Linked DNA regions of Homo sapiens: region 2 is linked to region 1. Evidence: read pairs that join two places in POLR2A ChIA-PET (ENCODE). Cell type or tissue: PC-9. All regions are shown on one strand. Each heading gives the region's core, and the rest is flanking DNA. Links, peaks and the distances in the headings are about the cores only. Region 1 overlaps RPS6KB1 (ribosomal protein S6 kinase B1). Region 2 overlaps VMP1 (vacuole membrane protein 1).

Region 1 (16,093 bases), core at 25-5,024:
AGCCACCGCGCCCGGCCAAATTTTTTTTTTTTTTTTTTTTTTTGAGACAGGGTTTCGCTCTTGTTGCCCAGACTGGAGTGCAATGGCGCGATCTCGGCTCACTGCCATCTCTGCCTTCCAGGTTCAAGTGATTCTCCTGCCTCATCCTCCCGAGTAGCTGGCATTGCAGGCATGGGCCACCACGGCCGACTAATTTTGTATTTTTTTAGTAGAGATGGGGTTTCTCCATATTGGTAAGGCTGGTCTCGAACCCCCAACTTCAGGTGATCTGCCCGCCTCGGCCTCCCAAACTGCTGGGACCACAGGCATGAGCCACCGCACGTGGCTTTTTTTTTTTTTTTTTTTTTTTTTTTTTTTTTTTTTTTTTTTTTTTTTTTTTTTTTTTGAGATGGAGTCTTGCTCTGTTGCCCAGGCTAGAGTGCAGTGGCGTGATCTCGGCTCACCGCAACTTCTGCCTTCTGGGTTCAAGCAATTCTCCTGCCTCAGCCTCTTGAGTAGCTGGAACTACAGGCATGCGACACCGCACCCGTCTAATTTTTGTATTTTTATTAGAGACTGGATTTCATCGTATTGGCCAGGCCGGTCTCGAACTCCTGACCTCGTGATCTGCCCGCATCGGCCTCCCAAAGTGCTGGGATTACAGGTGTGAGCCACCATGCCCAGCCTGTCATATAAAATTAAAAGCAAAAGCTGGGGCCGGGTGTGATGGCTCACGCCTGTAATCCCAGCACTTTGAGAAGCCGAGGAGGGCGGATCACCTGAGGTCAGGAGTTCGAGACCAGCCTGGCCAACATGATGAAACCCCATCTCTACTAAAAATGCAAAAATTAGGGCCGGGAGTGTTGACTCACGCCTGTAATCCCAGCACTTTGGGAGGCTGAGGTGGGCAGATCACAAGGTCAGGAGATCAAGACCATCCTGGCTAATATGTGAAACCCCATCTCTACTAAAAATATAAAAAATTAGCCAGGCATGGTGGCAGGCACCTGTAATCCCAGCTACTCGGAAGGCTGAGGCAGGGGAATCACTTGAACCTGGGAGGTGGAGGTTGCAGTGAGCCGAGATGGCGCCACTGCACTCCAGCCTGGGCAACAGAGCAAGACTCCATCTCAAAAAATATATATATATACACAAAAATTAGCCAAGCATGGTGGTACATGCCTATACTCCCAGCTACTCAGGAGGCTGAGGTAGGAGAAACACTGGAACCTGGGAGGCGGAGGTTGCAGTGAGCTGAGATGGCACCGCTGCACTCCAGTCTGGGTGACAGAGTGAGACTCCATCTCAAAAAAGAAAAAAAAAAAAAAAACCCGGGTGCCTATAGTCCCAGCTACTTGGAACGCTGAGGCAGAAGAATCACTTGAGGAGTTTAAGGCTCTGGTATGCTATGATCATACCCCTTCATAGCTATTGACTGCATTCCAGTCTGGGCAACATAGAAAGACCTCATCTCTATTTGTAAAATAATTTAGAGTGAAATTCCCATAGTGTTGTTTGTGTACTGTGTTTTGTTCATTACCATATTTGCCTGTTGTTGAAGTATAAGAGAATTGTTAGGCTGGTTTATTTCATTCATTCTCTTTCAGTTATGAGACAAAGAATTAAACCTTTAAATTTTATGTTTATTAGATTATTTCTGAAACTTTTAACATATTTTTCAGGGTCAGTTAAATGAAAGCATGGACCATGGGGGAGTTGGACCATATGAACTGTAAGTTTATATGAAGAGATTTTCATTGTGTTGTCTTTCTTACAAGTAGGTTTTATCAGTTCTATTTCGTAGCAATCATGTGATTCCTGTAACCTGTTCTTAAATATGTAGTCATATTTATCAACTCGATGTATTGAATTTGGCACCAAAATCTGATCAATATAACCTATCAGAGTTTTGAGATTATGTATGGATTTTGAGGAAAAGATATTAATTCAGATTCAGAGTACTAAATATGAATCTGAGTTGTTAGTTTAAAGAGCCACAGTTTTAATCTTTTCTTACAGAAAAATTTGTAGAAATGCCTCAAAAAGTCAAATGCTTTCTGTTTTGCTTAAATATACAAACAGAAATTCATACAGTCATTCAAACAGAAATTCATGCAATCCGGCTGGGCACAGTGGCTCACACCTGTAATCCCAGCAGTTTGGGAGGCCAAGGTGGGCGGGTCATTTGAGATCAGGAGTTCGAGACCAGCCTGGCCGACATGGCGAAACCCCGTCTCTTCTTAAAATTCAAAAATTAGCCGGGCGACATAGCGAGACTCCGTCTCAACAGCAACAACAAAAAAGAAATTCATGTAATCTTAAGTCATTTTAGACAAGCTCCATTAGGTGAGTATGGTGATTAATCTGCTCTGTATTGTACTCTCAAGTAAAAAGCATTAGTGTAGGAGGAGAATGAGAAGATAGATCACTCATGTAGAAAGCATTTAAATGACAGAGACAATTGCTACCCCTTTTGGATTCTTTATTTTTATTTTTTTGGAGATGGAGTCTCCCTCTGTCACCCAGGCTGGAGTGCAGTGGCACAATCTCGGCTCACCACAACCTCCACCTCCTGGGTTCAAGCGATTGTCCTGCCTCAGCCTCCCAAGTAGCTGGGACTACAGGAGCGCACCACCACACCTGGCTAATTTTTGTTGGGTTTTTTTTTTTTTTTTTTTTTTTTGAGACAAAGTCTCGCTCTTGTTCCCAGGCTGGAGTGTGATGGCATGATCTCGGCCCACTGCAACCTCTGCCTCCCAGGTTCAAGTGATTCTCCTGCCTCAGCCTCCTGAGTAGCTGGGATTATAGGTTCCTGCCACCACGCCCAGCTAATTTTTGTATTTTTAATAGAGACGGGGTTTCACCATGTTGGCTAGGCTGGAATTTTTGTATTTTTAGTGGAGACAGGGTTTTACCATGTTGGCCAGGCTGGTCTTGAACTCTCGACCTCAAGTGATCCGCCCACCTCAGCCTCCCAAAGTGCTGGGATTACAGGCATGAGCCACCACGCCCATTGGATTCTTTAAATCAAGCTAATAACTTGAAAAAACAGATACAGAGAAGAAGTTTTGTACTATGATGTGAACTAATTGGGTAGTTTTGGAAAGATCCCTGATTTTCTGCTGACATTGCCAAATGAGGTTGGATAATACCTAATTTCATAGATATTTTCAATGAAGTAAATTTGAATAACTGCAAGACTTTTTTTCTTTGTCAACTTAATGAACTTTTTCTAACTTACCTTAGCTTTGGGGTGCTTGATGCTTATGAAAATAAATAATTGTCTTCTTTTACTTTGTTGCACTCCTAAGAGCAAGATGGGTCACCAGCAGCTGTATTGGAGTCACCCATGAAAATTCAATCAGGGTTCTTGCTCTTGTTGTGTCTGCTCAAACTGGCAAGGTCTGATCCAGAAATACGGCCTCAATATGTGCGCCAGTGTTTCTATCAGTAAACGAAGGATATAGATTTCATTAAGTTGGACTAAGTGATCTTACTTGAATGGATTATCCAAGGCATCTACCCAATGAAAAACCATAGTACCCCTTTATGCATAAAATAAACAATTATAAAAATAAGTAAATAATTGATTGCCCATTCTATGAACAAGGAGGCAAACGATTATCAGGCCACCCTCCTCTTGACCTGCTGTTCTGTTTGTTTAGAGCACAAATAATTTGGTGTCATGTACTTTTTTACTTTTACTTACTTAGATTACATTTCTCTGTCTCCTTTTTCTTGACTATATGCTGAAAGTAATTTAACTTTTTGCAAATTTATTTTTGGTTTTGCTTTTCTTCCCAGTGGCATGGAACATTGTGAGAAATTTGAAATCTCAGAAACTAGTGTGAACAGAGGGCCAGAAAAAATCAGACCAGAATGTTTTGAGCTACTTCGGGTACTTGGTAAAGGGGGCTATGGAAAGGTAGGCAATATTTTTGAAATGAGAGCTGTTGTCTGTCTTGAATAGATTGATTTTTATGCCCTGGTTCCAGCAGTCATCTTCAGTCTTTGTCAGCTATCAGCAAAGGATGTGATCATGACCACTTAGCTGGTATGTTTGAGGGATGTACAGAAGTTCAGTTTTCCCTTCTTTTCATACCACCACACATGTAAAAGCCTGGCACATAATAGGTACTCAGTCAAGGTTCATAGAATACATAAATAGACAACTGTACCAGGCAAAGTCTATTATTAAAGGGTTCATTCTTTACTTTGGTTAAATGGTATCCTCTTTAAAAATAAAGCCCTCCTTGCTTACAAGAGACATGGCAGTCTGAGTTGTTATCTGTTACTGAGACCTTAATCTCAACTGGTTTTCTGGAGCAATAGAATTGGGGAAGCTGAAGGAATATAAAAAGGGGGAAGAAAACTATTTAGTTTCACAGTTTTGCCCAAGGCTTTACAACTTAAGACGTCACTTTTATGAGTTCTGCCCACAAAACTTTTTACCAAACTATTCTCTTATCAAAATAATTTAGATAATAACTTGGTTAGTATTAAGTTTTAAGAATTATTTTTGCTATTGTGTAGTGTTAATTTTTGCAAAGCAGACATTTGTAGCCTATTCTTATGCTTAAGAACACATTGTAATTTCTAATCATCCTGAATGTGCAACACATGCACTTTGAATCTCACATGTTTTAGGTGTTGCATGAAAATGTTTATAGTTGTCTTTCAGTATGGGGGAGGGGTAAGGGAGAACTGATTCCAAGACCTTTGCAGATAACAAAATCTGCCGACGCTCAAGTGCCTTATATAAAATGGCATAGTATTTGCATATAAGCTACACACATCCTCCCATATGCTTAATTTTTTATTTTATTTTTTATGATTTTTGAGACAGAGTCTCGTTCTTTCCCGCAGGCTGGAGTGCAGTGGCACGATCTCAGCTCACTGCAACCTCTGCCTTCCAGATTCAAGCGATTCTCCTGCCTCAGTCTCCCGAGTAGCTGGGATTACAGGTGTGCGCCACCACATCCGGCTAATTTTTGTATTTTTAGTAGAGATGGGGTTTCACCATGTTGGCCAGGCTGGTCTTGAACTCCTGACCTCAGGTGATCCACCCGAGTTGGCCTCCCAAAGTGCCGGGTTTACAGTTGTGAGCCACCTCACCTGGCCATATTTGTGTTATTTTTTATTGTTTGTATTGTTTATTGTTTTTTCCCCCAAATATTTTCATTCTGCGGTTGGTTGAATCCACGGCTGCTGAACCTGTAGATTCAGAGGGCCAAGTATTAGTACAAACTATTTTAAGTAATAGGTAAACAGTAATTTCCTGCCAACTATTTTTAAATAGTTTTATGTGAAGCAAGGGCAGTGGCAAGCAACCTTGAAAGAAATTTATGAAATATTTTATAATTTTTACTGCCAACTATTTTTAAATAGTTTTATGTGAAGCAAGGGCAGTGGCAAGCAACCTTGAAAGAAATTTATGAAATATTTTATAATTTTTAAGGTGGTATTATGCCTCTGGGAACACTGTTTATAGCTTGTTCTAAGTAGGATTTTATATATTAATATAAAGTAACAGTGTTTATTATTAGATGGTCATTGTCCAACATTACCACCAGATGGCAGCAGAACAAACAGGAAAGTCATGATCATTAATGTGGTCTGTTCTTTTAGCTGATCATTTTTGCACATAGTTTTTATAATATAAACTGCTGTGGCATATGTTTCTTATAACTAGGAATTAAGGGAGTATGCCTGACATAGTTTGCCTTTGAATAACACACACTTTTTTTTAATCCAGGTTTTTCAAGTACGAAAAGTAACAGGAGCAAATACTGGGAAAATATTTGCCATGAAGGTGCTTAAAAAGGTGATTTCCACTCCCCCTTTTTAGTCCTCACACACCATATTTTTACACTTGATCTCAGCCAAAAGGCTGGGAAGCAATCATATCATATTTTTAATTGTTGTAACATTTTGGCCTAAAATTTGCAGTCAAAAAAATGTATCTCAAGCCAGGTACAGTGGTGCACACCTGTGGTCCCAGCTACTTGGGAGACTGAGTCAGGAGGATTGCTTGAACTTAGGAGTTCAAGGGTAGCCTGAGCAATGTAGTAAGACCCAGTCTCTTACAGAAAAAATGTATTTATTTTCTTTTCTTTTTTTTTTTTTTGAGACGTAGTCGCGCTCTGTCGCCCAGGCTGGAGTGCGGTGGTGCGATGTCGGCTCACTGCAACCTCCACCTCCCGGGTTCAGGTAATTCTCCTGCCTCAGCCTCCCGAGTAGCTGGGACTACAGGTGCATGCTGCCACGCCCAGCTACTTTTTTGTATTTTTGATAGAAACGGGGTTTCACCATATTGGCCAGGATGGTCTTGATCTCCTGACCTCAGTGATCCACCTGCCTCGGCATCCCAAAGTGCAGGGATTACAGGCATGAGCCACCGCACCCGGCAAAAAATGTATTTCTAACACAGTTGCAATACTTTTTAGAATGTGAGGTATGTTTCATTACTGTTATTCCTATTTTTATTTCTGCTTGGTGAGTGTGGAAAAGAGAGCTCTTGCAATTCTTTGCTGAGGTAACTCTTCACTGTTTCTGATCTCCTTATTTCTAAGTAATAAGCATGTACTGCCATCTCTTTTTTTTTGAGATGAACTCTCACTCTGTTGTCCAGGCTGGAGTGCAGTTGTACAATCTCAGCTCACTGCAACCTCTGTCTCCCAGGTTCAAGTGATTCTCCTGCCCTAGCCTCCCTAATAGCTGGGATTACAGGCGCCTACCACCACGCCTGGCTAATTTTTGGATTTTTAGTGTAGACGGGGTTTCACCATATTGGCCAGGCTGGTCTCGAACTCCTGACCTCAGGTGATCCATCTGCCTCGGCCTCCCAAACTGCTGGGATTACAGGCACGAGCCACTGCGCCTGGCCTACTGCTATCTTTTTTTTTTTTTTTTTTTTTTTTATTGTGACAGAGTTTTGCTCTTGTTGCCCAGGCTGGAGTGCAGTGGAGTGATCTCGGCTCACCACAACCTCCGCCTCCCAGGTTCAAGTGATTCTCCTGCCTCAGCCTCCCTAGTAGCTGGGATTACAGGCATGTGCCACCACGCCCGGCTAATTTTGTATTTTTAGTAGAGATGGGGTTTCTCCATGTTGGTTAGGCTGGTCTCGAACTCAGGTGATCTGCCCGCCTTGGCCTCCCAAAGTGCTGGGATTACAGGCATGAGCCACCATGCCCAGCCAACTGCTATCTTTTTAATTCAGCAGTTTTCAATTTTTTTTTTTAGACGGAGCCTCACTCTGTTGCCCAGGCTGGAGTGCAGTGGCGTGATCTCAGCTCACTGCAACCTCCACCTCCCAGGTTAAAGCGATTCCTCTGCTTCAGCTTCCTGAGTGTCTGGGATTACAGGCGCCCACCACCACACCCGGCTAATTTTTGTATTTTTAGTAGAGATGCGGTTTCGCCATATTGGCATGCTGGTGTCGAACTCCTGACCTCGGGGGATCGGCCCGCCTTGACCTCCCAAAGTGTTGGGATTACAGGCGTGAGCCACCGAGCCTGGCAGTATTAACTTTCTTTTATGCGAGTTAAGGATTTGTTTCTTGTTTACTTCACCCTCCTTTATCCTCATCCTCTCATTTTGTTTTGCTTTCTTTGAATCTACTATTGTCCTCTGATGTCTTCCAACAACTTTGTAAAACACCTTTCAGTCTAATGTTCTTTGATCAGGCTTATAAGATAATCTATCAGTTCCATTTATTTCCCAGAGGCATATCTTAGGAACTTTCTATCCACCTGTTCCCATCTGGAGTGGTAGCTCTTTAGTCACAACTGTTATGACTGGACTCTTTCTTCACCACAACCCTGGAATCCTCTTGGCTCCTTCAGTGTTGGATCTTTTGTTTCCTGGATCCCATATCTTCATTTTTTCCCTTTTTCTTAGTTTATGTCCTTGTTTTGGTGACACTATACTAGTGGCTCCCTCAGACAAGGTATATAAAGATACATTTATAATAAAAATATATCCATATTGCATATTTGAGAATTTCTTTACATTTTTATTTACTTGATTGTTTATGTTATTGGAGTTGAAAATTATTTTCACTTAGAATTTTGCTCAGTTTTCTTCTATTCTTGAGAGTTTCTGTTGAAGTGCTTTGGCATTCTGATTCCCAGTCGTTTACACATGGCCTATTTTTTCTGTGGAAATATTTAAGATTTTCTCTTTATTTCTGATCTAAGTTTTTATAGTGATGTGTGTTGCTTTGACTTTGATTATTATTTTTATTTAGTTAGTTTTTGAGATAGGGTCTCGCCCTGTCACCTAGACAGGAGTGCGGTGACACAATTATAGCTCAGTGCAACCTCAAATTCCTGGGCTCAAGCTATCCTCCCACCTCAGTCTCCTGAGTAGCTGGGACCACAGACACGCACCACCAGGCCTGGCTAATAAAAAAAAATGTAGAGATGGGCACTCACCATGTTGCCCAGGCTGGTGTTGAACTCCTGGGCTCAAGTGATCCACCCGCCTCGGCCACCCAAAGTGCTGGGATTGGATTACAGGTATGGCCCACTGCGCCCGGCCTATTTAATTAAATTAATTAATTTATTTATTTTTAAGAGACAGGGTCTCACTCTGTTTCCCAGGCTGGAGTGTGGTGGTGTGATCATACTTCACTGTAACCTGTAACTCCTGGGCTCAAGCGATCCTCCTGCCACAACTTCTGAGTAGCTAGGACTGCAGATGCATGCCACCACGCCCAGTTCATTTTTAAAATGTTTCGTAGAGACAAGGTCTTCCTGTGTTTCCCCGGCTGGCCTGGAACTCCTGGCCTCAAGCAGTTGTTCTGTTTTGGCTCCCAAAGTGTTGGGATTACAGGCATGTGCCACTGTGCCCAGCCTATTTTTATTCTTTTAATCTTAAAGCTTTAGTCTTTCAGTTCTAGGAAATTTTCTTATGTGATTTATTTGGTAATTTCCTTCCCACTGTTTTCTCTTCTTGGAATTGCAATTAGTTGGATGTTGGATCTCCTGGACCGATCATCTAATTTTTCTTATCTTTTCCACGTTTCCATTTCTTTGTCTTGTTTACTTTCTTCTACTCAATTTTTTTTTGAGATGGAGTTTTGCTCTTGTTGCCCAGGCTGGAGTGCAATGGCGCAATCTTGGCTCACCGCAACCTCCGCCTCCTGGGTTCAAGCGATTCCCCTGCCTCAGCCTCCCGAGTAGCTGGGATTACAGGCATGTGCCACCATGCCCGGCTAATTTTGTATTTTTAGAAGAGACAGGGTTCCTCCATGTTGGTCAGGCTGGTTTCGAACTCCTGACTTAGGTGATCCGCCCGCCTTGGCCTCCTGAAGTGCTGGGATTACAGGCGTAAGCCACTGTGCCCAGCCATTTGACTAAATTTTTTTTTAAAGCTGTTGTATTTGTGATTCTCCAGAATTCTTTCTGTTGTTTTTGTTTTATAGCAACCTGTTTAATGAGTATAATATCTTCTCTTACCCCTCTGAGAGTTTTATTTTTTTTTAATGTTTATTATTATTTTTTTGAGACAAGAGTCTCACTCTGTCGTGCAGGTTTGAGTGCAGTGGTGCGATCTTGGCTCACTGCAACCCCTGCCTCCTGCGTTCAAGCGATTCTCCTGCCTCAGCCTCCTGAGTAGCTGGGATTACAGGTGCCCGCTACCACACCTGGCTAATTTTTGTATTTTTAGCAGATATCGGGTTTCATCATGTTGGCCAGACTGGTCTTGAACTCCTGACCTCAGGCAAAACGTCCACCTCGGCATCCCAAAGTGCTGGGATTACAGGTGTGAGCCACCACGCCCAGCCTCTCTGAGAGTTTAATTATAATTATTTGAAATGTTCTTTTGTTTTACGCATGTTCTTTTTTGACTTTCTGTTTTCTTTGACTTTGATTTAGTCAGTTTTAGTCACTTTGTTCCATGTTAGAGGCCTTCTTTAGATGTCTGGTGTCATTCACTGATTATTCTTTTTTTTTTTTTTTTTTTTGAGTTGGAGTCTTGCTCTGTCGTCTAGGCTGGAGTGCAGTGGCACAGTCTCGGCTCACTGCAATTTCCACCTCCTGGGTTCAAGCGATTCTTGTGCCTCAGCCACCCAAGTAGCTGGGATAACAGGCATGTGCCACCCTGCCTGGCTAATTTTTGCATTTTTAGTAGTGACAGGGTTTCGCCATGTTGTCAGCCTGATCTCGAACTCCTGACCTCAAGTGATCTGTCCACCTAGGCCTCAATAACCCATCCACTGCGCCTGGCCTGATTATTCATATTTAAGAGTAGAACTCTGAAAAGCTGATCAGAAGTTCTGTGTGTGTAAGCTTCTCTGCAGGGTAGTCAAGTGGTTAGCTGGCACTTGATCAACAACTTCAAATAATAGTGTCTGTAGGGCTGGGTGTGGTGGCTCACGCCTGTAATCCCAGCACTTTCGGAGGCTGAGGCAGGTTGATCACCTGAGGTCAGGAGTTCAAAACCAGCCTGGCCAGCTGGTTTGGGGGCGCTGAGGCAGGAGAATCGCTTGAGCCTGGGAGGTGGAGGTTGCAGTGAGCCAAGATTGCACCATTGTGCTCTAGCTTGGACAACAAGAGCGAGACTCCATCTCAAATAAATAAATAAGTAAATATTGTCTGTAGATCTTTTTTTTTCTGGGGAGGATCAGTTGGTGCTAAGAAAGTTCTGCCATTCATTTGCCTGGAAAAAGCATTCTGGAGCTGAGTGAGAGAAGATGGAGATCTTACCTCTCAACACGCGGACTTTCACTAAACTCGAGTTTTTACATTAGTACTTTACTCTGTGGATCTAATCTTTCACTTTTTTTTTTTGTCCCGGGGAATTTAACTCTCCTAGGGTTAGTTCTTCGACTTAGTATGGAGATGGGAGCCTTTTTGGTCTGTCTGTTCCTTACACAGACTTGTAGATGATCTCCCTGTTTTTAGCACTCCACCTTCTGCCTTCTACAGTCTTCAGTTCCTTTAATTTTTTCCCTTCCTTCTAATTTTTCCTCTAATGTTTGAACCTTGCTGGGGTTCTATAGATAGATTCAACTTCTTTTGTGTATTCCCCTTTGCAGGCACTTAGGTTTGATCTTACCCCACTCTGCTACATCATGGACCATTGCTTTATCCCCACTCTGTCTTTTCAGGTGTGGGATTCCACATGTCTTCTAGTTTTACTGATGGATTATGTGTGTGTTTGTTTTCTTATTCTTGTTTGGGATTGATTACTGAAAAGATTCCACTGTCTTTTTTTTTTTTCCTGGGTTCAAGTGATTCTTCTGCCTCAACCTCCTGAGTAGCTGGGATTACAGGTGCCCGCCACCACACCCAGCTAATTTTTGTATTTTTAGTAGAGACAGGGCTTTGCCATGTTGGCCAGGCTGGTCTCGAACTCCTGACCGCAGGTGATCCACCCTTCTTGGCCTCCCAAAGTGCTAGGATTACAGGCATGAGTCACTGCGCCCGGCCTCCACTGTCTTAAAACAAAAGTTCCAGTGGAGAACTACTTTAAAGACAATCAAAGTGACTTTTTAAAAAAATTATAAGACTTGTAAAACTTTGGTCCTTCTTGCTGATTTTTATTTAAGCAGTATAAATGACTCCTCAGTTTGAAAGCTGAGGAACAAATACTGTGACCACAATTTTATTGGTAATTGTCTTTAAAAAGCCATCTAGCTATTCTTCACATCAGTTTCTTCTTCAGTGGGTTGACATTGATATCAGCTATTTGACTTTCCTGTTGGAATTGTTTTAGATTAATGATTTTTTAATCTGTAAAACATGTTAGGTATAGAATTGAAGGCAGCATAATAGTGCTTGTCCCAGAAATGTGAAAAGAAGTACTGGTCAAGATTTCTTCTTTTATTTGAAACAGAGTCTCACTACATCACCCAGGCTGGAGTGCAGTGGAGCGTTCTCAGCTCACTGCAACCTTTGCCTCTTGGGTTCCAGTGATTCTAGGGCCTCAGCCTCCCAAATAGCTGGGACTACAGGTGTGTACCACCACGCCTGGCTAATTTTTGTACTTTTGGTAGAGACAGGGTTTCACCATGTTGGCCAGGCTGGTCTCAAACTCCTGACCTCAAGTGACCGCCCACCTCAGCCCCCTAAAGTGCTGGAATTATGGGCGTGAGCCACTGCGCCCAGCCTCTGGTCAAGATTCTTAACTGATTCATTCCTTGTGATGTGTTATTTATGTCGGATAATCAGGCCTGACCATATTAGGCATAATTAGATCTTGGGTGAAGTATGTTTTTGGCACAGGTATCTAGTGAAAAAAAGAGTGCTTGTTTTTTTTCCCCACTCATGGTGGGTGGGGTGGTATATTGGGAAATCCATAGACTTAATTACTGCTAAGTGTCAGGCCTCATTCTGGGGCCCAGGGATCCAGGACCTAAGCTGTTTGCCTCTGCTTTTGCTTGGTTGCCATTGTTTCCCATTCTTGGGGTTCTTTTCTTAATCCTGGCTAGAGGATCTGATACTGTCTCCTTCCTTGTCCTTGAAAGCAAGCTCATAGCAAAAATAATGAAAATAAAGATGTCATTAGGGTTAAGTTCAGGGCTTTCATTTCTAAATCCCCAAGTAAGATGACTATAGGCTCCCTTTGAGTTCCTTCCTTCTGATTTTAATTATCCTGGAGGCAGAGTACTAACCCCTCTGACCTGAGTGTGTGGTAAGTGTATACCTCTTCCCCCAGACTTTAAGATGAAATCAGAGTAGAACCAGGTATCCCCTTAAGTGAGTTGTTTCAATCTGGACATTCTGTCTGGATTTATTAGTTCTCCTGGGACTGTTTACTTCTTATAGGAATGGTACCATTCAGGTATTTGCTTAGAGTGGAATAGTGAGGAAAAGACTATCAACAGCCATCACCCGACCCTACCAGTTGCAGCAAAAATATACCATGGAAGCAAAATACTATTGCCTACGGCATTAGTTCACCTCCCACTGTACATTTTAGAACCTTTGGCCAAAGGTGTTCTCCACCTCTGAAATATTGCGGTTTCATAGAACAATAACTTTCTCACTTTTGACTTACTTGATTCCTACAATGCCTGTTTTTTGGCCCTAAGCCCTTTAGTTAATAAATTTTAGTTAATAAATTTTCCTCATGTACAATTTGAGAGTTAACTGCAGATTTCATAGCACTTCACCCCTAATTTCATCTATACATCTCCTAAGAATAAGGGCATTTTTTTTTTTTTTTTTTGAGAAGCAGTCTCACTCTGTTGCCCAGGCTGGAGTGCAGTGGTGCAATTTTGGCTCACTGCAACCTCCACCTCCTGGGTTCAAGCGATTCTCCTGCCTCAGCCCCACAAGTAGCTGGGATTACAGGTGCCTCCTACCACGCCTGCCTAATTTTTGTAATTGTAGTAGAGACGAGGTTTCACCATGTTGGCCAGGCTGGTCTCAAACTCCTGACCTCAGGTGAGCCGCTCTCCTCGGCCTCCCAAAGTGTTGAGATTACAGACTTGAGCCTCCGTTCCCGGCCTCTTTTTCCTTTTGTAGTTAACAAGTGATCTGTGGAATGATAGAAACGGTGTGAATATTCTGTCCTATAATAATCTTTACTTAATGGTTTTATCTGGATTGTTTCTTGCCCAAATATTACTGTACTGTAGTGATTATAAAATGGAGACTTTTCTATTTTTTCTGTATTTTTTCTATATTGTCATTAGTCTGTAAAGATTTTTTTATACTCCTTTTTTTTTTTTTTTTTTTTTTTTTGAGATGAAGTCAGGCTGGAGTGCAGTGGTGTGATCTCAGCTCACTGCAGCTTCTGCCTCCCGGGTTCAAACTATCCTCCTGCCTCAGCCTCCAGAGTAGCTGAGACTACAGGCGTGCGCCATCGCGCCCAGCTAATTTTTTGTATTTTTAGTAGAGATGGGGTTTCACCATGTTGGCCAGGATGGTCTCGATCTCTTGACCCCGTGATCTAGCCACCTTGGCCTCCCAAAGTGCCAGGATTACAGACGTGAGCCACTGCGCCTGGCCCTATACTCTCTTTTAAAAAAATTTGTTTGTTTTTTTTTTTTGAGATGGAGGTTCACTCTGGTGCCCAGGCTGGAGTGCAACGATGTGGTCTTGGCTCACTGCAACCTCCATCTCCCAGGTTCGAGCAATTCTCCTGCCTCAGCCTCCTGAGTCGCTGGGATAGGTGCGTGCCACCATACCCAGCTGATTTTTGTATTTTTAGTAGAGATGGGGTTTCACTATGTTGGCCAGGCTGGTCTTGAACTCCTGACCTCATGATCTGCCCGCCTCAGCCTCCCAAAGTGCTGGGATGACAGGCATGAGCCACCGCACCTGGTCTTTTTTTTTTTTTGTGAGACAGGTTCTTCCTCTGTTGCCCAGGCTTGAGTGCAGTGGCATGATCATGGCTCACCACACCCTTGGACACCAGGCTGCCTCAGCTCACTGCAACCTCTGCCTCCCAGGTTCCAGTCATTCTCGTGCCTCAGCCTCTGGAGTAACGGGAGTATAGGTGTGTACTATCACACGTGGCTAATTCTTGTATTTTTAGTAGAGATGAGGTTTCTCCATGTGGGGCAGGCTGGTCTCAAACTCCTGGCCAACATGGTGATCCGCCTGCCTCGGTTTCCCAAAGTGCTTCATATTGTTAGCCCTAATTCTAGTCCAATTCCATAGCGTTCTTTTTTATTTTTATTTTTTTATTTTTGAGATGGAGTCTCGCTTTGTCCCCCAGGCTGGAATGCAGTGGTGTGATCTCGGCTCACTGCAGCCTCCACCTCCTGCGTTCAAGCAGTTTTCTGCCTCCGCCTCCTGAGTAGCTGGGATTACAGGTGCCTGCCACCACGCCCGGCTAATTTTTGTATTTTTAGTAGAGACGGGGTTTCATCATCTTGGCCAGGCTGGTCTTGAACTCCTGACCTTGTGATCTACCTGCCTCGGCCTCCCAAAGTGCTGGAATTACAGGTGTTAGCCACCGTGCCCGACCACATTCTTCTTTCAGTTCATATTTGGATATCCTTTTTTTCTACAGTGAGAAGAACTCTGGTAACAACATAAACGCACTCATTTGTTCAGTTGTACAATATGTGCATAATGAAAATTGTAATACCAATAGTATTTCCAGCTACAAACCTACTAAGTTTGATTTAATATTTCTTTGCAATTTTTTGTGTGCTTACATATAGGCCACTAAGGGTGTGCAGTCTAAAATTACTTAAATATCTTTTTCTCGCTGGGTGCAGTGGCTCACACCTGTAATCCCAGCACTTTGGGAGGCCAAGGCGGGCGGATCATGAGCTCAGTTCGAAACCAGCCTGGCCAGCATGGTGAAACCCCATCTCTACTAAAAATACAAAAATTAGCCAGGTGTGGTGGCAGGTGCCTGTAGTCCCAGCTACTTGGGAGGCTGAGGCAGGAGAATCACTTGAACCTGGGAGGCGGAGGTTGCAGTGAGCTGAGACCATGCCACTGCACTCCAGCCTGGGTGACAGAGTGAGACTCTGTCTAGAAAAAAAAAATCTTTTTCTCCTATATCTTTTTTCTCTTTCTCTTTCTGTGGTAAAGTTATTGGTGTAATAGTCAATTAAATTTGTGTATTCCTATTGTATTCAGTTGTACTTCCTACCCCTCATCCTTGTTGATTTTATTTTATTTTTGGAACTCATTAAACATTAATATGGTTCAAAAAGAAAAATCTACATTTTATAATTACAGTAATATTTGATTTAGGGAAGAAAAAAATGGATGATAAAACCATTGGGGTTTTACTCAGAAGGTATTCTCAAAAGTCTTATTTCTTTTCCTTCCCTTCCATTATCATTAGCTTTTAGTTTATCTTAGTTGTCTTCATTTTTGCAGGCATAAGCAGATACATATTATATATATTCTCATTTCCCCTTTCTTGTACAAAAGATAGCATAGTATCCATGCTGCTGTACTTTTAAGTACTCTTTTGTATCTTGTTTTTATAGAAATTTTTCTTATTTTTATTTTATTTATTTATTTATTTATTTATTTATTTTTTTGAGACGGAGTCTCACTTTGTCACCCAGGCTGGAGTGCAGTGGCGTGATCTCGGCTCACTGCAAGCTCCGCCTCCCAGGTTCATGCCATTCTCCCGCCTCAGCCTCCCAAGTAGCTTGGACTACAGGCACCTGCCACCATGCCCGACT
Region 2 (16,093 bases), core at 5,059-10,058, 180 kb before region 1:
CTGGATAAAAGGTAGTCTAGCTAGACAAGATGGCTCACACCTGTATGTAATCCCAGCACTTTGGGAGGCTGAGACAGGAGGAGCACTTGGTACCCAGAAGATCACTCTGGGTAACATAGTGAGACTCTGTCTCTACAAACAAAACAAAACAAAACAAAACAAAACAAAACAATTCTGCAATCTGGATACCCTTATTTATACTAATCAACATTGTATTGCTCTGCCAGGGTTGTCATAACAGAATACCACAGACAAAACATGGCAAAACCCCATCTATGTTTAAACAACAGAAATTGTTTTTCTCCCAGTTTTGTAGGCTGCAAGTCCAAGATCAAGGTGCCAGCAGGGTTTATTTCTGGTGAGGACTCTCTTCCTGGCTTACAGACAGCCACCTTCTCTCTGTGTCCTTACATAGTCTTTCCTCTGTGTCCAGGTAGAAGAGAAAGCTGTCTGGTACTTCTTCCAATAAGGACGTGAGTCCTTATTAGAGTACCACCCTTATTACCTCATTTAACTTTAATTACCTTCTTAAAGGCAGTATCTCCAAATTATAGTCACATGAGTGTTAGGACTTCACCATATGAATTTGGGGGGGCACAATTCAGCCCATTACAAGCATATACTCTCCTTATAGCTAATCAGCATGAGAAGTCAGATTATAAACAAAATACTATTTGGGAGCATGAACTCAAAGGTGGATGGTAAGATGATCAAAGCCGTTGGTAATCATGATGCTGTGTGCCCCAGTAGATAGGAGATTTATATAGGCTAACTTCTGCTGCACTGTGCTGGAGATAGACTTTCTATTTTGTTTTGTTGAACTTCTCTTTTATCATAAAACCAGTCCCCTTAAATTATTTTTTTCAGGCAGTTTAGTTAATAATTTTATGGTTATGAGCCCAGCCTAATAATGCCCCCCAGTGTAACATAAAAAACGTACAGCAACCTGTACTCCCAATTTGATTAGATTTGAGTCTTAGGCTGGGCACAGTGGCTTATGCCCATAACCCCAACACTTTGGAAGGCCAAGGCTAGCAGATCGCCTGAGGTCAGGAGTTGAAGACTAGCGTGGCCAACATGGTGAAACCCCATCTCTACTAAAAAATACAAAAAAATTAGCCGGGCATGGGGGTACATGCTTGTAATCCCAGCTAGTGGGGAGGCTGAGGCAGGAGAATGGCTTGAACCTGGAAGGTGGCGGTTGCAGTGAGCTGTGATAGCTCCACTGACGGTGGAGGTTGCAGTGAGCTGTGATTGCTCTACTGCATGCCAGCCTAGGTGATAGAGCAAGACTGTCTCAGGAAAAAAGATTTGAGTCTTTAACTCCTAAATCACATTTTGGGGCCAGCTCTTACATTACCTCACTTTTCTAGATTGAGCTTGTCCCTTTCAAAATTCTCAGAAAAATAATTTTTGACTTAGTTTGGAGGGTGGGGTTGTCTTCCCAGTAGGTCAGTGTACTCCTAAGATCACCATTGTATCTGGGTCCTGCCTCCAGGTTTGTCACTAACTTGTTCTGTGACATTATACAAGTCCCTTACCTCTGAGATGTTTATCTGTGAATAAGTAGAATAGGCTTGATATTCTCTAAAGTTCCTTCTGTGATTCTAATTATTCTTACAGCATATTCATAAAGCACTTTCATAAAGCAGTATGGCAACATCATTTTGCCTTTGAAAGAAAGAATTGTCAGTATGTAGAGGGTATTTAAGGCTGAGTGAATAGGTGACATCATTAGGGAGAGAATATAAAGGAACATAAAAAGGAATCTAGGACCAGGCTTTGAAGAACCCCAGGACATAGAGCAGGGGGAGCCGTCAGAGAAATAGGAGGAAAAATGAAAGTATTTCAAGAAATAGGGAGTGGATACTTGTGTTCAGCGAAGGTAAGAGATTCAGTAAGACATGTCCTTTGGATTTGGCAAATGGAGGTAATCGATAATCTTCACAAAAGCAATTTATTTTTATTTGTCGGAGCAGAAGTCATATCACAATGGATCAGGCAGAAATTTGATGATGAGTAAGTGGAGCCTGTATATGTCGGCAACTCTTTTGAGCACTGTTTATGAAGAAGGAATGAAAAATGGGAAATACTGAGTACTTAATTTTCTGGTGAGAATAAAGGGGTAAAGATTGATTACACAGTGAGAACAGAAGGAGCAAAGTCCCTGAGAAGGAGGAAGGAAATGATATATATATATTGACATAATGGCCTTTGGTAAGTAGAGGACACTGCCAAGTCATAAAGAGAGAAAAATGCTGACATGGGTGAAGTGTAAATATTTTAGTAGGCTTAATAGTAGTGGGATTGGTGAATTCTCTCACTGCTTTTGTTATTTAAAAAAATGTAACAGGGCTGGATATGGTTCATGCCTGTAATCCCAGCACTTTGGGAGGCCAAGGCAGGGGGATCACTTGAGCCCAGGAGTTCAAGACCAGCATGGGCAAAATGGGGAAACCCAGTCTCTACTAAAAATACAAAAATTAGCTGGACATGTTAGCATGTTCCTGTAGTTCCAGCTGCTCGGGAGGCTGAAGTGGGAGGATCACTTGAACCCAGGAGGTCGAGGGTGCAGTAAGCCATGATTGCACCACTGCACTCCAGCCCGGGGGACAGAGTGAGACCCTGTCTCAAAAAAAAAAAAAAAGAAAGAAAAGAAAAAGAAAAAAGAAAGTCAATGTCTGAAAATAAGAAAGGAAAAAGGAGGGTAAAACGTTTTGGGAGCAAAAACAAAGAATGAAATAGTTGTCAAAGTAAAAAAAAAGTTTATTAGCAGGAATCATCAATTTTAGGTTTGAGCTTTGGCATCTTAATAACTGGGCTAGGCACAGTGTCTCAAGCCTGTAATCCCAGTACTTTGGGAGGCTGAGATGGGCAGATCACTTGAGCCCAGGAGTTTGAGGCCAGCCTGGACAACATGGCGAAACCCCATCTCTATAAAAATTAGCCTGTCGTGGTGGTGCACACATGTAGTCCCAGCTACTTGGGAGGCTGAGACAGGAGGATTGTTTGAATCCGGGAGGCAGAGGTTGCAGTGAGCCAATATTGTGCTATTGCACGCCAGCCTTCGTAACAGAGTGAAACTTTGTCTCAAAAATAATAATAGGCAGGGCACGGTGGCTCACGCCTGTAATCCCAGCACTTTGGGAGGCCGAGGTGGCTGATCACGAGGTCAGGAGATGGAGACCATCCTGGCTAACACAGTGAAACCACGTCTCTACTAAAAATACAAAAAAATTAGCCGGGCCTGGTGGCGGGCGCCTGTAGTCCCAGCTACTCGGGAGGCTGAGGCAGGAGAATGGCATGAACCCGGGAGGTGGAGCTTGCAGTGAGCCGAGATGGTGCCACTGCACTCCAGCCTGGGCGACAGAATGAGACTCTGTCTCAAAAAAAAAAACAAAAACAAAAAACAAAAAAAACAACAAAAATTAGCCAGGTGTGGTAGTGGGTGCCTGTAGTCCCAGCTACTTGGGAGGCTGAGACAGGAGAATCACTTGAACCTGGGAAGCAGAGGTTGCAGTGAGCCGAGATTGTGCCACTGCACTCCAGCCTGGGCAACACAGCGAGACTGTCTCAAAATAATAATGATAATAATAATAATAACTGGCACATAATGGACCGTTGGTATATATTTGTTGAATTAAGAATTTGAAGTGGCTTTGTAATTGTGTGATTTTCTTCAGTTATGTTCAGCTTCTTAGACAGATCATAAGAATGCAGATGATTCTGGAGGCACTGCAGTTTTACAAAGTTTTACAGTACGTATGATTGGGGGAAGAAGAGGCAAAGTGAGGATGTTTTCAAGGGAATTTTGAAAGGCAAGGAAAAATGTTAAATCCTTTAGAAAATGGTTAAAATGCAGAAAAGCTTTGAAGTTTTTATAAGCTTAACTATTAAAACACTAGTGGGTCTTTTATTTTGGCTGTTTCATACTTGGGATGGTTTTAAATCATGCTAAATGGTCAAAATGCCAAAAAAAAAAAAAAAAGGGTTTTGATGCTTTTATAAGCTTAACTGTTTAGAACCTCAGTGGCTCTCTTGTTTGGCCTTATGCTATATTTCCTTCTTTTGGGAATGGCAAGAAGGTTTTGAAAAGTTGTTTTTTAAACTGCAAATTTATTTTGTTTATGAAGAAATAGACTGATGAAAATAACTTAGTTCCCTGGGTTATTTCTTACAAAACAAAATTTCAGACTATTATGTTTTCCAGAGAGAATTTTGGAGAAGGAAATGTCAGTATGCTGTTCTTTTTTAGCACGTTGTGTAAGAGCACATTATTTGCTCAAATGAAAACCCCTGTTGCAATAGCTTAAAAACAAAACCTTCAAATAATTGTGCAATACCATTGTTATAAGTACGCACTCATAGACCCAAAATGTTTTGGGTAAAACAATGACACTATGGGAAAGAGTAAATAGGGGCAAATGAGTTCAATTATCAGTGTTTTGTAGGAGAAAGGTTTTAGAATGTTATTTATAAGGCAAACCTTTTTGTGCCCTGTTTATCTTTTCATCACAAATTAAATAAATTTTACTTACTGTGATAGAGATGAATGGCTGGCTTTAAAATATCTTAAATATCCTTAAATATCTTATTTGTAAATATTTATCATATATTTAGATATTTACAAATGTTTAAATATCTTCAAAATATTTTTTAAAAGATATTGCCTATAGGATTTGGCTGAATATGAACACACATAGTTTTTTTTGTTTTTTTTTTTGTTTTTTTTGAGATGGAGTCCTGCTCTGTTGTCCAGGCTGGAGTGCAGTGGTGCAATCTCGGCTCCCTGCGACCTCCACCTCCTGGGTTCAAGCGATTCTCCTGCCTCAGCCTCCCGAGTAGCTGGGATTACAGGCGCAAGCCACCACACCCAGCTAATTTATGTATTTTTAGTAGAGACGGGGTTTCGCCATGTTGGCCAGGCTGGTCTCGAACTCCTGACCTCGGGTGATCTGCCCGCCTCAGCCTCCCAAAGTGCTGGGATTACAGGCATGAGCCACCACACCTGGCCAAACCCACATAGTTTTAAGTATTTGCAGAACTTAAGTATAGCTTCAAGTTAAATGACTGGCAGATGGAAAATCATTAACTTTTTTATATGGTTCCATTTCAAACATCCTCAGTTGATTTTTTTATTAATAAAATTCAGATTTGTGAAATAGATTTCCATTTTGTAAACCTATTGTGATGCTCTAGCATCTTTGGTTTTTGTTGTTATTGTTTTGTAATTGCTTGGGCTACATTATCTTTTGGCTGAATCTTCACACAAGTATGACTTAAGTTTGCAGAGTCAAACTTTAAGCTTCTATGAACTGGTCTGAATATTTTGTCCTGTGAGCTCCGATAGTGCTTTCTACTTCACGATCTTCATAATAGCTAGTATATATTGAGGTCACGTGAAAGGTGAGGCAATATGTTAGTATTTTATGTACATTATCTTGTTTAATCCTCAACCCTCTGATGTGTGTCATGTTATCTCTGTTTTACAAATTAAGAAAAACTGATGTTTAGAGAGATTTACAAATTTCTCCAGTCTGTTAGACTTTTTGTTTTTTTTTGTTTTTTTTTGAGACGGAGTCTTGCTCTGTCTCGCCCATGCTGGAGTGCAGTGGCGCGATCTCCGCTTACCACAAGCTTTGCCTCCTGGGTTCATGCCGTTCTCCTGCCTCAGCCTCCAGAGTAGTTGGGACTATAGGCGCCCGCCACCATGCCTGGCTATTTTTTCGTATTTTTAGTAGAGACAGGCTTTCACCGTGTCAGCCAGGGTGGTCTCGATCTCCTGACCTCGTGATCTGCCCGCCTCAGCCTTCGAAAATGCTGGGATTACAGGCGTGAGCCATCATGCCTGGCCCTGTTAGACTCTTAAGACCTGACTAAAACATTGTCTTTTCATCTAATTTTATTAAAATGCCTATTTCATCCCATTCTGTTATAATTGATTTCTTGTGTTCATTTGGCTTCTTTACCAGACTGTGATCCTCTTGAGGACAGGGACCTCCTTATCCTATTAATATTTGTATCCTCAGTGCCCATTGGAGACCCCCGAACTTTTAAAATGAGAGCTGAATGAACAACACTGGCATCACTGATACAATAACAATGAGGCATGTGCTGTGAAGTTGTTTTTTATAGTTTAGGCATTTTGTACGTTTATTACCTCCTACTCTTTTGATGTATTGGTATTTATAGTCACACATGCATGCGTATCAACAAACATACACATGCATACATAGATTATTTCATCTACACATCAATCATTTGAAAGTGGCAATTATTGTCCTCATTTTGTGAATCCAAACAATGAAGGACTAAAGAAAATGAAACTTTGCTTAAGATCACACAACTAATCAGTGGCAAATCTGGGATCAAATCCAGATTTTTCAGATTTTAAATCTTATGATTGTCTACTTAAGGCTATCTATACTAATAGAAACCTATATTTTATTTCTTGATGTGTTTATTTGCTTATTCAGCATTGAAGACAACAAAACAAAGGTATACACAAATGGATTGTATCTTAAAAAGGAGAATATTACAGTGATGAATGTGTGCTTTTTTTTCTAGTGATTTTTATAGGCTTTCACTTGTTTTCCTTTATGAGGCATAAATTTTGAAAATAGTTACAATAGTTAGAGTTTAGACAAGGAATAAATTAGCACCAGCTATCAAACTACAGGAAGATTGGACCCATGACCATATCATATTCTGATCAGCTAAATATAAATCTAGCATGACTCTTGGCACATACAAAGTGTTCAGTTAGTATTTGTTCAGTGAATAGGTAAACAAACCTTATACAAGCATCTTATCAAGTGACTTCATGAATTTTCTTTCTTAATAATATAACCCCCTAACTCATATATCTGACTTTGAATTCTAAATTGTCACTGAATCCGCTCATAAAATATAAAAATTTGAGCCACTTGGCCATGAGAATACTCCTAATACTCTTGGGTCTTCTATTAAATATAGAGACGCGTGGGTAGTGGCTCATGCCTGGAATCCCACCACTTTGGGAAGCTGGGGCAGGAGGATCGCTTCAGGCCAGGAGTTCGAGACCAGCCTGGGCAACATAACTAAATGAATGAATGAATAAATGAGATTATTTATTTATTTATTTATTTATAATCTATGAATATATTATTCATATGTATTCATAACATATATTTCCTATGAATATTTGGAAGTTTGGATAGTTCCTGCTGGTGACTATTCTTAAACAGCTTTATTGAAACATAATTCACATATCATATAATTCACCCATTTAAACGGTATATTCACATCTATGCAACTATCAAAACAATTTTAGAACATTATCATCACCCCAGAAAAAAACTCACAACTCATTGGCAGCTACTCCCCATTTTTCTCCAGCTCATCTGCTAATCCACTTTCTGTTATCATGGATATGCATATTCTGGAAATTTCATATAAATGGGAATCATAACAAGTAGTCTTTTGTGACTGACTTCTTTCACTTAGCATATTTTCAGACTCCATTGATGCAGTAGTATGTATTACTACTTTATTTCTTTTTATGGCTAATATTTCATTGTTTGGGTATACCATATACCGTATTTCCTATATCCATTCATCAGTTGATAAGACATTTGGGTTATAGGCTGGGCGCAGTGGCTCACGCCTGTAATCCCAGCACTTTGTGAGGCCGAGGCAGGCAGATCACAAGGTCAGGAGTACAAGACCAGCCTAACCAACATGGTGAAACCCCGTCTCTACTAAAAATACAAAAATTAGCCAGGCATGGTGGCGGGCACCTGTAATCCCAGTTACCTGGGAGGCTGAGGCAGGAGAACCACTTGAACTCGGGAGGCAGAGGTTGCAGTGAGCCAAGATCATGCCACTGCACTCCAGCCTGAGCGACAGAGACTCCATCTCAAAAAAAAAAAAAAAAAAACCTTTGGTCTGTTAACAGTGTCACTATGAACATTCCTGAATTGCTGAGTCATATGGTAACTGTATTTTACCTTTTGAGGAACTGACAGATTGTTTTCCAAAGCAGCTGAACTCTTTTGCATTCCCACCAGCAGTTCCGATTTCTCCACATCCTCACTAACACTTGTTATTATTATCTTTTTTTTGTTTCTTTTTTTTTTTTTTTTGAGACAGAGTCTTGTTCCTGTCACCCAGGCTGGAGCGCAATGGCACGATCTTGGCTCACTGCAACCTCCGCCTCGGGGGTCCAAGCGATTCTCCTGCCTCAGCCTCCCGAGTAGCTGGGATTACAGCCACCCACCACCACGCCAGGCTAATTTTTGTATTTTTAGTAGAGACGGGGTTTCACCATGTTGCGCAGGCTAGTCTTGAACTCCTGACCTCACTATCTGCCTGCCTTGGCCTCCCAAAGTGCTGGGATTACAGGCGTGAGCCACTGCGCCTGGTCTATTATCTGTCTTTTACTATAACCATCCTAACAGGTATGAGATTGTATCTCATTGTGGTTTAATTTGCATTTCCTTGATGGCTAAAGATGTTAGACATCTTTTTATGTGCTTATTAGCAATTTGTGTATCTTTGGAGAAATATCTGTGCAGCTCCTCTGTCCGTTTATTAATTGGATTATTTGCTTTTTATTACTGAGTTGTAAGAGTTTGCAGGCCCGATACACGCTTCTTATGAAATATATGTGATTTGTAAATACTTTCTCCTGTGGGTTGTATTTATTTTCACTTTCTTTTTTTTTTTGAAGCAGGGTCTCCCTTTTGCCCAGGCTGTAATGCAGTGGTACAATCATACCTCAGTGTAGCCTTTCACTCCTGAGCCCAAGCAATCCTCCCACCTCAGCCTCCTGAGCAACTAGAACTACAGGCATGGGTCATCACTCCTGGCTAATTTATTTATCTTATGTAGGATGGGATCTCACTGTGTAGTCCAGGCTGGGCTCAAACTCCTGACCTCAAGTGATCATCCTGCCTTGGTCTCCCAAAGTGCTGGGATTATAGGCATGAGCCACTGCACCCGGCCCCAGTTGTCTTTTTATAAGTGTCTGGGCAAGTTTTAATATTGTATTAAGGACTCAGCATTTATTGTATTAAGGACTCAGCATTTTAGCCTTTTATTGAAGTGATGTGCTTTTTGAGTAGAAAGTTTTGCTTTACTAACACCTGAAGAATGATACAATCACAGGCAATCTGGTTTTTATATGTTGTATTACATTAAAGTAAAAGCACTGATACCTGTAGTATGAAATGAAGCATGTTATAAATAAAGTACATTTAACTATCTTAAACATTTCAAGTTTGGTTTTTTTTTTTGCCCATATCATTTTATTCAGTAGAATTGTTTCCTAAATAAAACTGGTCTATGATCTTAGATTTATGTATCAACAGTTGCAGCATCTTTTGTAGTATATTCTATTTTTATATAATAATGTTAAAGGGAATATGAAAGAAAACTGTAAAAAGGTAAAATGATAAGATTAATTTTGAGTACACAGTAGTATGATATTTAATTGTAAATTAGAAGGAGTTAGACTTTATAGTGTGTTAACATTTGGAGTTACTAGTGCTTGATATCCTCCTTCTGTGGACAGATTACCTCCAAATTTCAATCTGGAAGATCCCTGAAATAACTACTAGGAAAAGGTTTACAACTATATGGCTTTTATATTTTTACTATTTGTATTAGAATATCTATATAAATTGTTCAATAGAATAACTAAATTGTTCAAATTTTGGTTATAAAAGAAAAAAAGTGTAAACACATCATACATATCATGTGGCTTATTACTGTGATGTTATTCCTGTATTCAGTTTTATTCAGTCACAGCTACACAGCAGAAGTTTGTAATGTATTGCTGGATTTTATTTTGCTGTATTAGCTCCTCAAGAGTTACTGATCTATGAAATGGCAGAGAATGGAAAAAATTGTGACCAGAGACGTGTAGCAATGAACAAGGAACATCATAATGGAAATTTCACAGGTAAATTTTGATGGTTTGCAGGGAGGAGTGCTATGGGTTTAAATGATATACTTTTCATTGGAATAAAATAGAGATATATTACTTCTTTTATTTTTAATCTTATATTATCTTCTTAGTAAATTAAATTATGGGTCAGTCAGGGCCTGTAAGGTGATATTTCACAGTGATGGCAGAAGGAGCCTGGCCACAATCACATAAACAGTGTTCCAAGTACAAGATTATTACTTGTTAATCTTATAGTATGGTCAGTGTTTATTTGGCTTTGCTCAGTGCTCAATTTTATTGTGCTATTTTGTAATTCTAGAAGTAGATTATAAACTTACTACACTGTTCTTAAATATACAGTTATCAAAAAAGTTAGAATGTGAATATTATTTAAAAATTTATTTTAAAATTATCGTTTGAGATGAATAAACTCATATTTTAACCAAATTGGAATTTGTGGTAAATTTCAGTGTATTTGACTCCTGTTTATACAGTTACCCTGAAAATGATGACTTTTATTAATATGGATGATTTAAGTAGAAACTTTCCTTCATGCATTTAAAGGAAAATGAAAAAAAAGTTTTACTTTTGTTGTAATCATACTTTTTTTTTAGCTTTTGAATTGTTTGACATCTCAAACACATGGCAAATAATACTCTAGTGTGGTAATATTTTCACAGCAATCCTCTACTTTTAGAGGAAGTGCAAGGAATCTGAAATAGTAGTTTTCATTTGTTTGTTTGTTTGTTTGCTTTTTGAGACGGAATCTCACTCTGTCACCAGGCTGGAGTGCAATGGTGCGATCTTGGCTCACTGCAACCTCCGCCTCCCAGGTTCAAGCAATTCTGCCTCAGCCTCCCGAGTAGCTGGAATTAAAGGCATGCGCCACCACGCCCAGCCAATTTTTGTATTTTTAGTAGAGATGGGATTTCACCATGTTGGCCAGGGTGGTCTTGAACTCCTGACCTCGGGTGATCCACCCACCTTGGCCTCCCAAAGTGCTGGGATTACAGGCATGAGCCACCGCGCCCGGCCTCATTTGTTTGTTAATCACCATATTGCCTTGCAGAGGACATTTTGCAGCACTGATCTGACTTTTGGGTTACTTTGGTTGTCAGTAAACTTGGCAATTTCACCAAGAGTTTCAGGATTCAGAGATGGGCATTGCATACATCATAGTGTCTTCCCATTAGGAGCTTTTGTGTGCTATTTTTTTCTTTCCTTTTAGAGAGCACATACATTTGTATATTCTTCCTCTTCTGCTCACCCCATTGGAATTTAAAATTAACATTAGCATGTCAAACTTACTCTTCTGTACCAGGTGTTTTTTAATATTTTAGAGATTATGCTATAACTGTACATGAAAAACTGATTCTTAGGCTGGGCGTGGTGATTCACGCCTGTAATCCCAACACTTTGGGAGGCCAAGGCGGAAGGATCTCTTGAGCCCAGGAGTTTGAGACCAGCCAGGACAACACAGGGAAACCTCATCTCTGCAAAAGATTTTAAAAATTTGCTGGATGTGATCGTATGCGCCTGTAGTTCTAGCTAGCTACTCAAGTTCTAGCTAGCTACTGGAAAGACTGAGGTGAGAGTATCGATTTAGCCCACAAGGCTGCAGTGAGCTGCGATCACACCACTGCACTCCAGCCTGGGTGACAGAGCAAGACCCTGTCCCCCAAAAAAAAAAATTTATTCTTTATTATGGCTGCTTAGTTTTTCTTTCCATTGTACGAGTGTGCTGTACTTTAATCACTCTTCTGTCCTCTATTGGTAATATATAAGTTATTGATTATTTTTTGCTAGTACAAATAATGCTGTGGTCAATAAAGTTGTGCAAGTCATTTCACCTTATACCTAATCATTCCTAGAAATGGAATTACCGGTTTACAGTGTATATGCATTTTGTGCTGGGCGTGGTGGCTCACATCTGTAATCCCAGCACTTTGGGAGGCGGAGGTGCGTGGATCACTTGAGGTCAGGAGTTTGAAACCAGCCTGGCCAACATGATGAAACCTCATCTCTACTAAAAATACAAAAAAAAACTAGCCGGGCGTGGTGGCAGATGCCTGTGATCCCAGCTACTCGGGAAGCTCAGGCAGGAGAACCGCTTTAACCAGGGAGGTGGAGGTTGCAGTGAGCCAAAATCATGCTACCACTGCACCCCAGCCTGGGCAACAGAATGAGACCCTGTCTCAAAAAAAACAAAAACAAAAGCATTTTGTAATTTCAATAGATGGTGACAATTAATAGCTAAACTTAATTGGGCACTTACTAAGTGTTAAACTCTTCTGAGAACTTTACATATATGAGCTCATTTAATCCTTAAAATGACCCTGAAAAGTATGTACTATTGTGATCCCCATTTTACAGAAGAGAAAACTGAGTCACAAAAGTATTAACTAACTTGCCCAAGATCACGTGACTAATAGAAGGCAGAGCCAGGATTGGAACCAACTAGTTTGCCTCACCATTTTTGCGATCTAAACCACTTTGTTCTGTAATATGATCCTAGGTTGATAGAATGCCCTTCATAGAAGGTGGACCAATTTAGACTTATTTCAGTAATTTTCCCAAAATCTATAGCTCTATCCCAAATTCAACTGCTGGAATTTTCAGTACCATTTCTTTAGGACATCCTCTACAAAAGATTCTGATGTTTATCAAGGCAGGGAGTTGGTTTTGCCTCAGTTGTTCTCTAGGTAACACTGATTAAGAAATGGCAACTATAATATAGTAGCCCCCTTATCCATGAGGGATACATTCCATGACCCCTAGTGGATATAGGAAAAAACACTGTGTTGTTCTGTATATAGTAATGGGGTAACATATACAACGCGGATGTACTAAACAAAGGGATGAATCAGGTCTTAGGCTGGATGGAGCAGGACTGGCAAGATTTTATTATACTACTCAGAACAGCATACAATATAAAACTTAGGGGCTTGGCTGCAGTAGCTCACACCTGTAATTCCAGCACTTTGGGAGGCCAAGGCGAGCTGATCACTTGAGGTCAGGAGTTTCAGATGAGCCCAGGCAACGTAGTGAGACTGTGTCTCCACAAAAACCAAAAATATTAGTTGGGTGCGGTGGTACACACCTGTAGTCCTAGCTGCTTGGGAGGCTGAGGTGGGAGGATCACTTGACCCCAAGAGTTGGAGTTTAAAGTGAGCTGTGATTATGCCACTGCATTCCAGCTTGGGCAACGGAATGGAGACCCTGTCTCTTAAAAAAATAAAAATAAATTTAAAACAATAAAACTTATGAATTGCTTATTTTCAGAATTTTCCATTTATTATTTTCAGACCATAGTTGACCATGTGTTACTGAAACTGTAGATAAGGGGGAACTACTGTCATTCATCTTCTTTCTATGCTGAGTTGGGACTGGTTGCCTTTTTTTTTTTTTTTTTTTTTTTGAGACAGAGTCTCTTTCATTCTGTTATCCAGGCTGGTCTTCAGTGGCACAATCTCAGTTCACTGCAACCTCTGCCTCCCAGGTTCAAGGGATTCTTGTGCTTCAGCCTCCCGAGTAGCTGGGATTACAGGCGTGTACCACCATGCCCAGCTAATTTTTGTATTATTAGTAGAGACGGAGTTCCACCATGTTGGCCAGGCTGGTCTTGAACTACTGACCTCAAGTGATCTGCCCTCCTCAGCCTCCCAAAGTGCTGAGATTATAGGTACTACTAGTTGCCATTTTTCACAAGACTCTAGGACTTGCTATTAGTTGTTATTTGGGAGATAAAACTCTTTTCATCTAAAGTGATTGAAGAGAATAAGCATAAATGTTAGAAATTCTGTTTTAATCTCTGCACTATTGTTTTTCAGACCCCTCTTCAGTGAATGAAAAGAAGAGGAGGGAGCGGGAAGAAAGGCAGAATATTGTCCTGTGGAGACAGCCGCTCATTACCTTGCAGTATTTTTCTCTGGAAATCCTTGTAATCTTGAAGGAATGGACCTCAAAGTAAAGAGTCTTCTCCCACTACCTTTTACATACACCTCATTTACTCATTTAAAAAATCCTCAGTAATCTCTTACTTTCTGCCCTCTACTCCATCAAAATGGATTAATTACCTTTAGAATATTACCATAGGAACATATTTATTCTCCTTTCTTTAGGTTGAAGAAAAATAGATTAGGGAAAGACATTGCTATTTGCTGTTTGCTTACTGGATTATCACAGTTGTCCACTGTTTTTTCATGTTGAATCTGCAGTGGAGAACACTGAAAAATACGATTTTTATTTTCTCTCCTGATTTTACCATTGGGAGAAATCAGGTCTGTGTAATTTAGATACACTGATTCTTTAGCAGGGCAAGGTTCAGCATATGTGGCAGTTTTACTGATAGTTTGAGCCAATGAAAAAGAACTCTGCCATGGAAATGTGTTGTCTTTAAATTTAGTACTTGTAAGCCCTGTTTCAAGTACCATAAAGAACAAGTTGAACTTTTACATGCCTTATCTTCTGGCATGCCCTTCCAAGTTATTCTCTGTACTATTATCTTAACATTTTTATTGTACTAAGAGTTTATAAAGTATTTTGTAACATTTTCAGCTGATTTTGATCCTTAGGGCAACTCCATAAAGAAGGTAAAACAAGTACATTATTATAAACATTTTAGGCCAGGCGTGGTGGCTCACACCTATAATCCCAGCACTTTGGGAGGTGGGTGGATCATCTGAGGTCAGGAATTCGAGACCTGGCCAACATGGTGAAACCCCGTCTCTACTAAAAATATAAAAATTAGCCGGGCGTGGTGGCATGTGCCTGTAGTCCCAGCTACTCAGGAGGCTGAGGCAGGAGAATCGCTTGAACGTGGGAGGCAGAGGTTGCAGTGAACCGAGATCATGCCACTGCACTCCAGCCTGGGCAACAGAACGATACTCTGTCTCAAAAAAAAAAAAAATTAGCCGGTCGTGGTAGTGCATGCCTGTAATCCCAGCTACTCAGGAAAATCACTTGAACCCAGGAGGTGGAATTTTAGGCCATTTGGGAGGCTGAGGTGGGTGGATCACCTGAGGTCAGGAATTCGAGACCACCCTGGCCAACATGGTGAAACCCCATCTCTACTAAAAATACAAAAATTAGCCGGGCATGGTGGCGTGCGCCTGTAGTCCTAGCAACTTGGGAGGCTGAGGCAGGAGAATAGCTTGAACCCAGGAGGTGGAAGTTGCAGTGAGCCAAGATCATGCCACTGCACTCCAGCCTGGGTGACAGAGCAAGACCCTGTCTCTGAAAAAAAGAAACAAAGCCCGGGCATGGTGGCTCACGGCTGTAATCCCAGCACTTTGAGGGGCCGAGGCAGGCAGATCACTAAGACAGGAGTTCAAGACCAGCCCGGCCAACATAGTGAAACCCCGTCTCTACTAAAAATACAAAAATTAGCCGGGCATGGTGGCACACACCTATAGTCCTAGCAACTTGGGAGGCTGAGGCAGGAGAATAGCTTGAACCCGGGAGGTGGAGCTTGCAGTGAGCTGAGGTCGCACCACTGCACTCCAGCAACAGAGTAAGACTCCATCTCAAAAAAAAATAAAAATAAGTAAATAAAGATTATAAAAACAAGAAACAGAATCAGGTTGGTTAAGTGTCTGGCTGAAAGTGCAACATGAAGGGTCTCTGACCCAGGTCCTCTGACTTGAAGGCCAGTGCTCTTTCTATTATACTATAATGCTTCTCCATATTATAAGTTGAGGTTTAATAAGATCAGGCTTTGGGTAAGGAAAAGGCTACAGTGGGGGTTATGATAAGAACTTGGGTTCTCTGCCTATGTATCTTCCCTTGACCCCCTTCTGTTACTCCAAGAGGCCATGATGTGTAAGGAAAAGAGCTCAGCCCAGCTGAGCTAGGTAACCTAACTGTTTCAGCAAGAAATTGTTCTGAGAATGATGAATGCTGAAAGTGAGACTGTGAGATATTTATTTTTTTTATTTGTTTTTAAGATTATGGCATCGTCAAAGCATTGTGGTGTCTTTTTTACTGCTGCTTGCTGTGCTTATAGCTACGTATTATGTTGAAGGAGTGCATCAACAGGTGAGAGGTCGAGCAATTCTGTTTCTAGTCTTGCACATTCTCTAATTCTCTAATCTCAGTTTCAAATGGGATGAATGTGGGTTTTATAGAATTTCTACCCTCAACATTATCTCATAACTAGTATCTCAA

The links. Peaks named below come from ENCODE experiments on the same cell type or tissue, not always from the same donor. Only the 100,000 strongest peaks of a DNase experiment are listed, where the experiment ranks them.
Region 2: POLR2A ChIA-PET joins it to region 1 with 12 read pairs; 2 of 35 experiments call an interaction of 5 or more read pairs at or near these places.

Annotation. Positions count from the first base shown.
Region 1 is chr17:59,908,901-59,924,993 of GRCh38, forward strand. It overlaps RPS6KB1 (ribosomal protein S6 kinase B1), which reads left to right. Exons shown (of 15, transcript NM_003161.4): 2 at 1,662-1,711; 3 at 3,784-3,904; 4 at 5,735-5,803. It also overlaps the pseudogene RPS29P21. Among named protein-coding and RNA genes, the nearest start is that of RPS6KB1, 24 kb to the left of the region's middle. In PC-9, for the core only: no CTCF peak of the experiment used is centred there; no DNase peak of the experiment used is centred there; H3K27ac peaks cover 110 bases.
Region 2 is chr17:59,721,580-59,737,672 of GRCh38, forward strand. It overlaps VMP1 (vacuole membrane protein 1), which reads left to right. Exons shown (of 12, transcript NM_030938.5): 2 at 9,842-9,943; 3 at 13,759-13,894; 4 at 15,874-15,964. The coding sequence starts at 9,868. Among named protein-coding and RNA genes, the nearest start is that of VMP1, 22 kb to the left of the region's middle. In PC-9, for the core only: no CTCF peak of the experiment used is centred there; a DNase peak (open chromatin) is centred at 7,982; H3K27ac peaks cover 2,577 bases.